Regions from separate parts of the Homo sapiens genome. Here region 1 is linked to region 2. Evidence: chromatin loops called from intact Hi-C (ENCODE). Cell type or tissue: endothelial cell of umbilical vein. All regions are shown on one strand. Links, peaks and the distances in the headings refer to the core of each region. The heading gives the core; the rest is flanking DNA.

The links. Peaks named below come from ENCODE experiments on the same cell type or tissue, not always from the same donor. Only the 100,000 strongest peaks of a DNase experiment are listed, where the experiment ranks them.
Region 1: it touches region 2 in a loop (2.5-fold over the local background); 4 of 110 quality-filtered maps call a loop at or near these places.

Annotation. Positions count from the first base shown.
Region 1 is chr9:84,939,368-84,944,754 of GRCh38, forward strand. All of the region lies in intron 15 of NTRK2 (neurotrophic receptor tyrosine kinase 2), which reads left to right. Among named protein-coding and RNA genes, the nearest start is that of NTRK2, 270 kb to the left of the region's middle. In endothelial cell of umbilical vein, for the core only: no CTCF peak of the experiment used is centred there; no DNase peak of the experiment used is centred there.
Region 2 is chr9:84,849,430-84,854,816 of GRCh38, forward strand. All of the region lies in intron 12 of NTRK2 (neurotrophic receptor tyrosine kinase 2), which reads left to right. Among named protein-coding and RNA genes, the nearest start is that of NTRK2, 180 kb to the left of the region's middle. RefSeq lists enhancers at 2,354-2,900, 2,377-3,576. In endothelial cell of umbilical vein, for the core only: no CTCF peak of the experiment used is centred there; DNase peaks (open chromatin) are centred at 2,162 and 2,672; H3K27ac peaks cover 1,335 bases.

The DNA.
Region 1 (5,387 bases), core at 91-5,090, 90 kb after region 2:
AATGTCAATGTCAGACCTAGGACTTAAACACAGTCCAGTGCTCATTGGGTACCATATTTTCATTTATTGAATTTTACATGTGCCCTGGTGAACCAGATTGAGGAAATCCAACACAATGACACTTATCAAATAATATAAAGGAGTGTGTTAGTTATGTCGTTTATATGGAAGGATGGGAGACATGTTCATATTTTCCCAAGTAGAAATTTAATTCAAGGGAATAAGTGGAAATAAGATATACTGGATTCCTGAGGGAGTGTTTAGGCCTCAGGGGAATACAAGCAAAATATTATAATCAGCTTTTATAAAAAGAACAATATCATGTTCACTGGAAACCCAACTCAAGCTGGCTTAAGCAGAAAAAAAGAATTTATTGGCTTCTAGAAATCCATGCTACTAGAAAACCTACCTATGGGTATCCCAGCTTTCAGGCACCACTAGATCCAGGGAATGAACGATTCTCTTTCTCGTCTTCTCCATCCCTTGGCTCTGCTTCCCTCTGTATTGGCTTAATTCTCAGGCAGGTTATTTCCACATTTTGCTAAAGACTTGACAGCAATGACTCAGGGCTTAGATCTTGCCCTCCCAGCAACTCAAAAGAAAGAGAGCTCCTCCTTCCAAACAGCTATGCAAAAATCCAAGGGATGACTCCTATTGGCTTATCTTGGGCTGTGTCACCAGACCCTCTGGCCAGAGGAATGGAATATTCTGATTATCCAGGCCTGGGTCACATACTGACCCTTGGAAATGAAAGTTGGGGTCCACTCTACCCAACCCAAATGGACTGAACGTGGGGAAGTATTGTTTCCCTGGAAGAATATTAGAGATGCTATAACTAAAAGAAGGGAGAAAGAAATCTGACAGAAGAAAGTGAAAGATGACCAACTCAAATAGGAATTGCAGGAGAGCTTGGCCTCCCTGTGATGAGAAGAGCTGGTATCTGAAAGCTCACTCAAGATCTGAGGCAGCCCTGGTGACTGTCCCTTCTTTATCATCTCGGCAGGAGACATCAGGGAATCTCCTTGGGACTCCCCTGCTTAGTGCAGCTGTCTCTTGCCTCTGCTACTCCCTAATATTTGCCTGCAGCTTTCATACCAGCTACTGCCCACACTGCCTCCATGACTCACTTGCTGATTCCCCAAGAGGGAAAATACTATGGTCCAGTTCTTCCAATTAGTCATCTGCAATGCCATTTAGTCTTCATGCCAGGACACCTACCTTCCATCCAGTCATCTGAGGTGGTCACGTGGTACAGAAGAGGCCACCTCTGGGAACAGAAGCAACCAGAGCCACTTGTCTCAGAATCTATACAAGAGCAGTATAAGGGCTCACAAGAAAAGCACATTCTCTCCAATTCTGGAACAGTTTAAAAAAAAAAAACATAGATGAGAAAAAGCATCAAGAGTTAGTTGACTCAAGTGCTCTACCCAGGTAAGGTTATTTCTAAGACAGATGGCTCTTTTCATTATTTCTTTTTATTTTTTATGACAGTCATCATATCACTTTTCACGTCTTCATTAATTGTGAAGTCCTTCTCCCATTCCTCCCTCTTCCGGTGCCTCCTTCCCATGTTTCCACTTACATTGGCATGTGAAATACTTGTTCCCAAAAAATGGAAATTGATGATGAAAAGATTAGTTACTTAAGAAGACAATTGTTAGTGTTACTCTAAAAAAATAGTTTGTGTCAACATGACGTAATGTTGCACAAAGCACTGCAACATTATAAGGATCTAGGAACAGAAACTGTAAAACTTTTAATAGTGTCTGTGATTGTCTTTATTATCCAGATGTTGCTTAATAGACTAGATTTCTATTGTTCTTTGGGTATGTACATTCTTTCCTGGTGTGCACACTCAAGAGTGTGTGTGTGTATGCATGCATGCATGCAGGAGTGCACTGTAAGATAGAGAGTTAGGCATTTGAATTAGATAGGCCCCAATTATTAAGTTCCTATATCAATATACCTTTCCCAGTAATTTCAACTTTAGACCTTGGGTCAGGGATCTGTTTTTTGAATTGTTAATCACTTTGGTGACCCTCATTTCTGGCTTATCTTCTATTTATCCACATATTTTCAGAAAAGCTAAAACAAAACAGTGCATTTCACTCTAATGAGGACTCATCTGGCATCAAACATAGCTGGAGGATTCATTTCACACTTTTGTATCTCTGGAATGTATGCATTGAAATAGTTGTGCTGCTTTTTAATTTACTTTAACATGATGAACGAATTCCCAGTCAAACAATGGTCTACCATGATCCACCAGCTCCTTTATGTCTAGCAAAATTTTATTGGAAAATTTTATGCTGGTGTATTTAAAGCCTGTAAATATATTGCAGTTGTCCACATTGGAGGTCAACTTCTGATTCACTCTCTTTTGATTCAATATTTCTCTAATTGACAGTTGCTACGAATTAGTTTCCTGTACAAAGACATAACATTTCTAATATGCAACTTGATATCATATGCAAGTATAAACCATCTATTTTATCCACCATATTATTGCAAATAGTTTAAAGTATGTGAATCAGAACTTAACCTCCTGTTTCCCTTTGGATAGTTGCCTTGTTAGATCTGAGCTGGAAGAGCCAGTATGGCTGAGAAAATAGAGATAGCAGTGAACACCCTGGCTATAAATCTTGTATATGAGGTTGTCACTTGGTACATAATTAAAGTCCTGTCAAAGGAGTTATATACAACTAACTGAGTTGATATACATAGAGTATTGTTTTCTAGCACATAGCAAGCACAATCTGAGTGTTTGTGATCATTATCCTCTTCATACAATCATTTAATGAGTTTTTACATTTGTAGGGATGTTGGGAAGCTACCTATTGCACTCTCTCTAGTTTCTAAGATTTTATTTCTCCCAAGTTCTTTCTATCCACGAATTCATTAAAATACACTCCTCCAAAGCTGAATTTTGTAAGAATTTGATAGACACTTCCTCTACCTATTTTTAGAAAAGATTCTGTCGTTAGAAGTTCATGCAGCATGCAGCATTATGATCAAGGCTTGTTCTAAATGCGTGGTTAATCATTGCCTGTAACAAACTTATAAGTGTGTCTACCTTAATTCTATCTCAATTTTATAGTTTAGAAATGTTTTCCAACATTCCCAAGAAAGAGGTTGGCTCACTAATAGCCTATGGAGGTGGCTTTTATAGAACAATGAAGTCCAACAGAAGCATAATGTGAGCCACTATTGAGAGTCACATTTGTAATTTTGAACTTCTTAGTATGCATATTTAAAATGTAAAAAGAAACATATGAAACTTATTTTATCGATATAGTTTATTTAACTCAACATATCTATATTATCATTTCAATGTATTATTAATATAAAATATTAATGAGAGAGTTTATATTATTTTATTTATAGCAAGGTCTCAAAATCTGTTAGGTTTTTTTTTTACCTAAAATACATCTCAATTTGGACTTGCCAAATTTCAAATCATCACTAGCCACCTGTGACTGTTGGCTACCATATTGGACAGTGCACATCCAGAAGCCATCAGGAGACTAAAGATTCTCCATTTGCAACAGATCTTGCCACAGTGATCCTAACCCAGAGGAACTCAGGCATATTAACCAAACATTCTCATGCATCTTGGTTGACTGGTTTGGGAGTTTTTAAATTTCCCTCTGTGTTTTAAACACTATGGTGGGAATTGGGCATAGTGAGGTCTTACCATAATAATCTCTTCTATATTTTGTCTTTCACCTTAACAAAGACACTGTTTCTATGATCTCTAAAATATATGAGAAGAAGAATATAAGATCAGTACTTTTAAAAAGAACACAACCTCTATTTTACCTCATCTCTCCTAAACCACCTACACTTTGAAATGGATGATCATTTGTCACATCCTACAATATTCTATCACACCAATGATTTCAAATAAGCCCTCTTGCCTCTCTTACTAGCTTTCCATTAACCTTAACATTTTGCTGAAGCATTTCATATGAATTTTGATTTTTCTTTTGTTTTTGCTCTTCTATTTCACCAGCACTAGTTTCTCAGTTCTGTGCTAAAATTTGTTTCATGCTAGTGCATTATTTCCAATTCTGAATCAATATGTACTCCAGGCAGTATCTCGCTACAGTTCTGGAGGAGCCCTCTCCCTTAAGAGTATCTTCAGAAAAGATGGCAGCTTTGGGGTGTCAGGAAATTCACCAGGAATAAGAAGAAATGAAACTACAAAGCAGACAGTAGGAGTAAGAAAATAGCAATGCTCAGTGATCGGGCAAATATGCTTGTCAAAATGAACCTGAAGAAGAGGGATTGTCAGTGAGGGAAGCTGCCACCCGATATTCATGGCCTCAGTGCATTGCCAAGGGACTCAGGGAACCAGCCAAGCCTTGCATAATTGAGTAAAATGACAATCAGCCATGGTACTAAAACAGAGATGATTTTTATAAATAGGGTTGATAGCAGGATTTTCCAGCTTCTGATTGCTATCTGGCTATGGTTCCACCCTTAGAAAAATTCTGCCCTTACAGTGCCAAATTCAGAAGATGATTTTGCCCAAGTTGTTACCACCATATTTTCTGAATCTCTTAAAATAGAATTGAATCATAATTTAGAAAAAAAGACCCAACATGCAAAAATGGATGGGCATGTTGGATGAGGCCAGGTTTGTGAGATGCATTTGCCCCATGAATAGTGGAATCTCTTCTCTCAATTTCAAAAATGTTACTGAAGCACAGTTTTTGACATTGCACTGAGAATGGGCTCTTTTCCATATTTTGCTTTGGGGACATGGAAATGTTAGATGCTTCTTAACTCTTTCAGGTTGGCGTTTCAAAAAAGAAAAGCTTGTTCTCTCTCTCTCTCTCTCTCTCTCACACACACACACACACACACACACACACACACACACAGTCTAGCATTCTTTTTTTTTTTTTTTTGAGACGGAGTCTCGCTCTGTTGCCCAGGCTGGAGTGCAGTGGCGTGCTGTCTGCTCACTGCAGGCTCTGCCTCCTGGGTTCACGCCATTCTCCTGCCTCAGCCTCCCGAGTAGCTGGGATTACAGGTGTGAGCCACCATGCCTGGCCCAATCTAGCATTCTTGAATCAATACTACATAGCTAAAATTTGAGCAGAAAGATTATACACAGAATTTGTTCATGCCTTGTGATAATGACCTTCAAGGGCCAGTACCTTTTCCAACTCACTGAAAAAGATAGGCATGTGCCTTAGAAATAAGCTATCTCAGTGACTCAGACCATCCTCTGTAGAGACTGGATCTGTGAAAAAACATTGCAGGCCAAGGGCTGGATCTGTGTGTGCAGTATGACACTTTGGGGAGGTTGGACAGTCCTCTGGGAAGAAGTGGTAGCTCCAGCAGCACCTCTGCTCTCATATCTTGGGTTGGCCCCTGGG
Region 2 (5,387 bases), core at 260-5,259:
GAGAGGCAAGAAGAGCAACATCTAACGTAATCATGGATCCGTGCTATACCAAATTTGGTTCTCAATTGAAGAATGCAATGGTGAAAAGTTGCAATCCATCCAAGATTTATTCATTTATTCATTCAGCTCTTTAGTATCTACAATGAACCAGGCACTGTACTCAATGCTAGAAATACAGTGGGGAGACAAGACAGAAATATGTATTGCTTTTAAAGAACTTACAGTTTAGGAGGAGGTTACAAGTAAGTAGATAGCTAAAAATTCAGAGTGGGATGGAACTATGACAGAGAAAGAACAGGGTGCCTTGGAAATACAGAGAATGGGAGACACGACTAATGAATGTTCCTACGGTTGTCTATCTCTGAGCTTTACAATTCAGTCTCTACTATTTTGTGGGCATTTTATGTCCTATTTATAAAACCTTTCAATTAGAAATTGAGACATCTATTGAGTACCTACCATGTGGGAAGTGCCCTGCTTGATGCTGTTGTATCTTATGAAGCTTGCGGAAGAGAGTACGGAGTTGAATAAGACACTTTTCTTTTTCCCACACAGAGTGCTTAAAATCTAATAGGAGAAATAAGATTACATAAATAATGAATGCAGTGCAGAATGTGGTGTTTATCATAAGAGACAAAAAGCCCAAATGTCAATGGAGGTATTTCTGATTTGGGGAATAAATAAATGCTTCATGATAAGAGTAACTTTTAATGTGAATTTTGTTGAATAAATGAGTTTAATGGTCAAAGACAAAGCATGGGGGTTACATGTCTGGTGGGGAAAAAAAAAACAAAAAAACAAAAACAAAACATCAAACGCAAAGACACCAAATCTGAAAGCTGCCTATAGGCAGAGAATGTGATTATTTTATTCTACTCTCATTACATCCCCAGCATTTATCACACTGTCTTGCATCCATCAGGTGATCAATGAATAGTTTTCGAATGAATTAATAGGAAAATTTGAGGCATCTTTATTAAAGGTATGCAAACTAATAGTTTAACTGGAATCTTAAGGTGAAATTAAGGTGATAAAGCTGGAGCCAGGTCATGGGGCCAGGTAAAGATTTTGAATGTTATTGAAGAGTTTGGACCTTATTATTCCCTTACCCCTATATTTACATAAACCATTATGTTCACCAAAGCTCACATGACCTCAAGACGGTCCAATCAGGTGGTCAGGACAGTAATTATTGCCCCACCCAATAGAGAGGAACTCAGAGACAGACTAAGTAATTATGGAGGTTATGTCAGGAAATAACGAATCTAAGACTCAACACCCAAGGTAGTGCAAACTCTGTTTCTGTTCCTTTGTACTGCATTACCCCTCTGTTCTGAGGCAGAAACGCCCTTTTGGTGTTGGGAGCAGTAGAAAGAAATGACGCTGTCAGAGCTGTTTCTAAGATAAACTGGGAGAGAAAGGGGCTGGCAGCCAGGTCACTAGGGAGGAGAACATTAAAATAATGTGGGAGAAGACCAAACTGCTGTAGTGACCATGAGCATAGGCAGGCTAGGATTTCTTTTTAGCAGGGATAAAAGGTTTTAGCATAAATTCTACCCTTGTTGGTCAATACCTAGGTCAGGGTTTCGCAATCTCAGTACTGTTGACATTTGGGGCCTTGAATTCATTGTTGTGGAGACTGTCCTATGCATTGTCCCTGACCTCTGCCTGTTAGATGCTCCTAGCACACACTCTCCACCCACCCCACCATTGTGACAGCCCCAAAATATCCCCCTGGCCAAATTTCCCCTGGGAGGCAAAAATCGCCCCCGTTTGAGAACCACTGACCTAGGCAATCAATTTTGATTAGTTTCCAGAAAATCAGTGGACCCTAAAGAGCACATTGGGCATTTAGTGGGAAAACATCAAGGAAAGAAATGCAGTCTCATCTGATGGGTTTAGTTTCCTTCCACTGACAGTGTGCATGATGGCCCATAGTTAATTCGTTTGACCAGCATTGCATTTTAAATAATGGGTTTTCATTTTGTCCTATTTATGGTCATTTTATCCAATTATTTTTATTCAGCACCCAGCTTTATAAGTGTGTATAATCCTGTTATGTTCTATTCCATTATGGGAACTTCCTAACAGAAGAGTACACAGTAATACAATTAAATAAACATTTTGGCTATTGTGTTGGCCTCACACATTTCCTGACTTTGGCTGGATTCGAATGTGGTTATGGGATGGGAAGGGAGACAATGGGTCACTAAAAAGAAAGACAAAGGTGCTGAAAGGTGACATGAAACAGGTCACCATGGTTCCCAGATTGGTGGGAAGAATTCAGGTACCACTTAAAATGGAAAATATCCTGTAATGAGAATGGAGCTAAAAACCTTACCATTTTCTTCCTCCCTTCAAAATTCCATAATACAATGGCAAAAAGTTTCCTGTGCGGTGCTTTGCATGAGCTACAACAAATGTTGGTCTAGAAGGACTAAAAAAAGAATTTGCATGTTTTATATATGTGAATATAAATAATGTAAGTATAAATATGAATATAACTATAAATACGTAGCAGAAATTGCAAAGGCGTTTCTAAACACATTTAATGTGGTAACAAAGCTTATGCAAGAAAGAATGGAGAGCACGGCCTTCCTTCACGCTGGGCTCACTTGGTGACTGGGCATAATGGACAGGTCTGGGCAAGTCAGCCAAGACGTGAGTCATTGTTTAGGTTTTCCTTGGAAACAAAAGCTCCTGGGAATTTGACATCAAGTGTTTGCCAGACTCTGCGGACTTGTTAGTCTCCTGCAGGGCCACTAACATCGCTTCTAAGATGATTCCCTGAGAATCAGCCAGCTTCCTCCGCAAAGACTTGCCCTGAGTGCTAACCAGCATGGCTTTGCAGAGAGAAGGGAATTTGGGACATGTCTCAGGGAGTCATTCATCCAACATTAAGACAGTGTTAACAGGGAAATTGTGTGTGTGTGCAACCAGACATCACCTGCCTTCCCTGCAGGGAGCTTCGACAGCTGAGAAAATGTTTATAAAGCATTTTGAGCTCTCACTGGGGTGGTACTGTAGAAAGGCAAATCTTTGATATGACTTTCTCACGTCTGTCAACTCTTATTATTAAGCAGAGGTTGCCCCTGCCTTTCTCAAAGTTCCAATCATGGAAACTAATTATTAGGAGTTGCAGGTTCCATTTTTCACCTACCCAGTGAAGATTGTGACCACCTCTGTTAAAGAAAAAATCTTTCTGGAATCTACAAGAGATGTAAAAAACTCAGTGTTGTATGTAGTTTAATTGGGAATGAATAAAATGTAGACTCACTAAACTGCTTTTGAAATAGTCCACATGTACAAAACAAAAGAGAGAAATAGTTGGCAAGTTTCTTCTCAAAACTAAATGTTTGAAATATGTGATCAAGACAGCTTGCTATGTTCCAGGCAAGTCTAATTTCATCTATTCCCACTTGAGGCTTCTGAACTTTATGGGATGTAAGGCTTTTATTTTTAAAATGCTGCAACAGAAGCTGATTAATTTTCAAATTAAAGCAATATCTGACCTCTAGTAAGTTTCCTGGCATATAGCAAGCATTCAATAAATACTGTTTTTTTTTTTTAATTGCTTTTGCAGAGCACTGGCCTTTTCTCTTAAGATGAGGATATAGTGGCCCCAAAGCCTCTGAGTATTATTTAGCAGGAGAAAATCTAGGCCGGTTGACTGAGTGCTTTTCCTTATATTGCACATGATCTCACATTCCCAAAATACCCAGGCTCAGGAAAGCTATATAAGGCCATGTGTCAATCTTCTCAGTCATATATGCCTAATGTTTAGTCCTATAGACTTTGAGAACTTGAATAGGCCTCAGATGCCATTTCTCAAATTTTCTTTTATGGAGTAGGAAACAGAGTCCATGAAGGGGGAAGTGGCTCACTCAAGGTCATGCCGTTCACTTCTGGCAGTGTCTAGAGAGGGCCCACATCTTCTGACATTCTAGTCCAGCTCTTTATTCCACACTACTGCCTGGAGTGCTGGATTCTAAGAATTGCTCAGCTTTAAATACTGTCTTCAGTCATGTTCCATTGGAGAGCCACAAATCAGGAGAGTAGCAAATATATTTGCAAAATACATAATGGTTTTTATGTTGTATGTATAATTTGCATATTGGCATTTTCATTACATTTGCTATATTTAATATTGTTACGCTTTTTCAAAATTGTTGTTCTCATCCATTCCACAAGTGTTTATTGAGTGTTTATGCAAAGCATTGGAGATAGTGGTAAATTACACAGACAAGATCCCTGTAGCAAATGCTGTTGGCGTCACCCCCTGCCCGTGTCCTCTCAGCTCTCACCACCCCAGCACTTGACTGCAGAGTCTTGCTGCAACCACTCATGACTCTGCATAAGGACCTTCTCTGGTCTGGGGGTGGTGGCTCATGCCTATAATTCCAGCACTTTGGGAGGCCAAGGTGGGTGGATCATGAGGTCAGGAGATCAAGACCATCCTGGCTAACACGGTAAAACCTCGTCTCTACTAAAAATACAAAAATTAGCCAGGTGTGGTGGCACATGCCTGTAGTCCTAGCTACTGGGGAGGCTGAGGCAGGAGAATTGCTGGAGGCAGAGGTTGCAGTGAGCTGAGATCGCACCACTGCACTCCAGCCTGGGCAACAGAGTGAGACTCTGTCTCAAAAAAAAAAAAAGAAAAGAAAAGAAAAAAGAAAAAAAAAAGAAACAAACAAAAAAAGGAGCTTCTCTTAGCTGGAAGCCTTCAGTCAATGACAGGTGGGAGTTGGAGGGTAAATGACCCAGCTTCCTCAGCTTTGGGATGGGATAACTCTAAGGTTCATTCTACTCCATCACTCCAAGTTCCCCAGGCATTTGAACTCCAGTTGTCCACAGTGTAACCCACTGGATAATGTATCCATTACAGACTTCCTACCTCTTTTTGTTTCACTTCTTGACTACTCCTTTTGTGCTTCCTGGGATCTCTTCTTAGTAAACTACTTTTGCTTGAATCCTTAGTCAGGGTCTGTTTCTAGGGGAGCTGGTCTAAGTCGCTGGCTTCTTGAGGCTCAAATTCTAGAAAAGGATGCAGATAATAAACAACAAATCAATAAAAAAGGTCACATATGGGTACCTATTGAAAAGAATGAGATGATAGAGAGTGGAAAGGGGTTCAGAGAAATTCTGATTGAAGTGTGAAGTTGGGGTCCCTCTGATAGTGTGATATTTGACCTGAAACCTGAAAAACAAGAAGTAGTTATAAAAAAAGAGCCTGAGGGCCGGGCGCGGTGGCTCACGACTGTAATCCCAGCACTTTAAGAGGCCGAGGCTGGCGGATCACTTGAGGTCAGGAGTTCAAGACCAGCCTGGCCAACATGGTGAAACCCCATCTCTACTAAAAATACAAAAATTAGCCGGGCATGATGGCA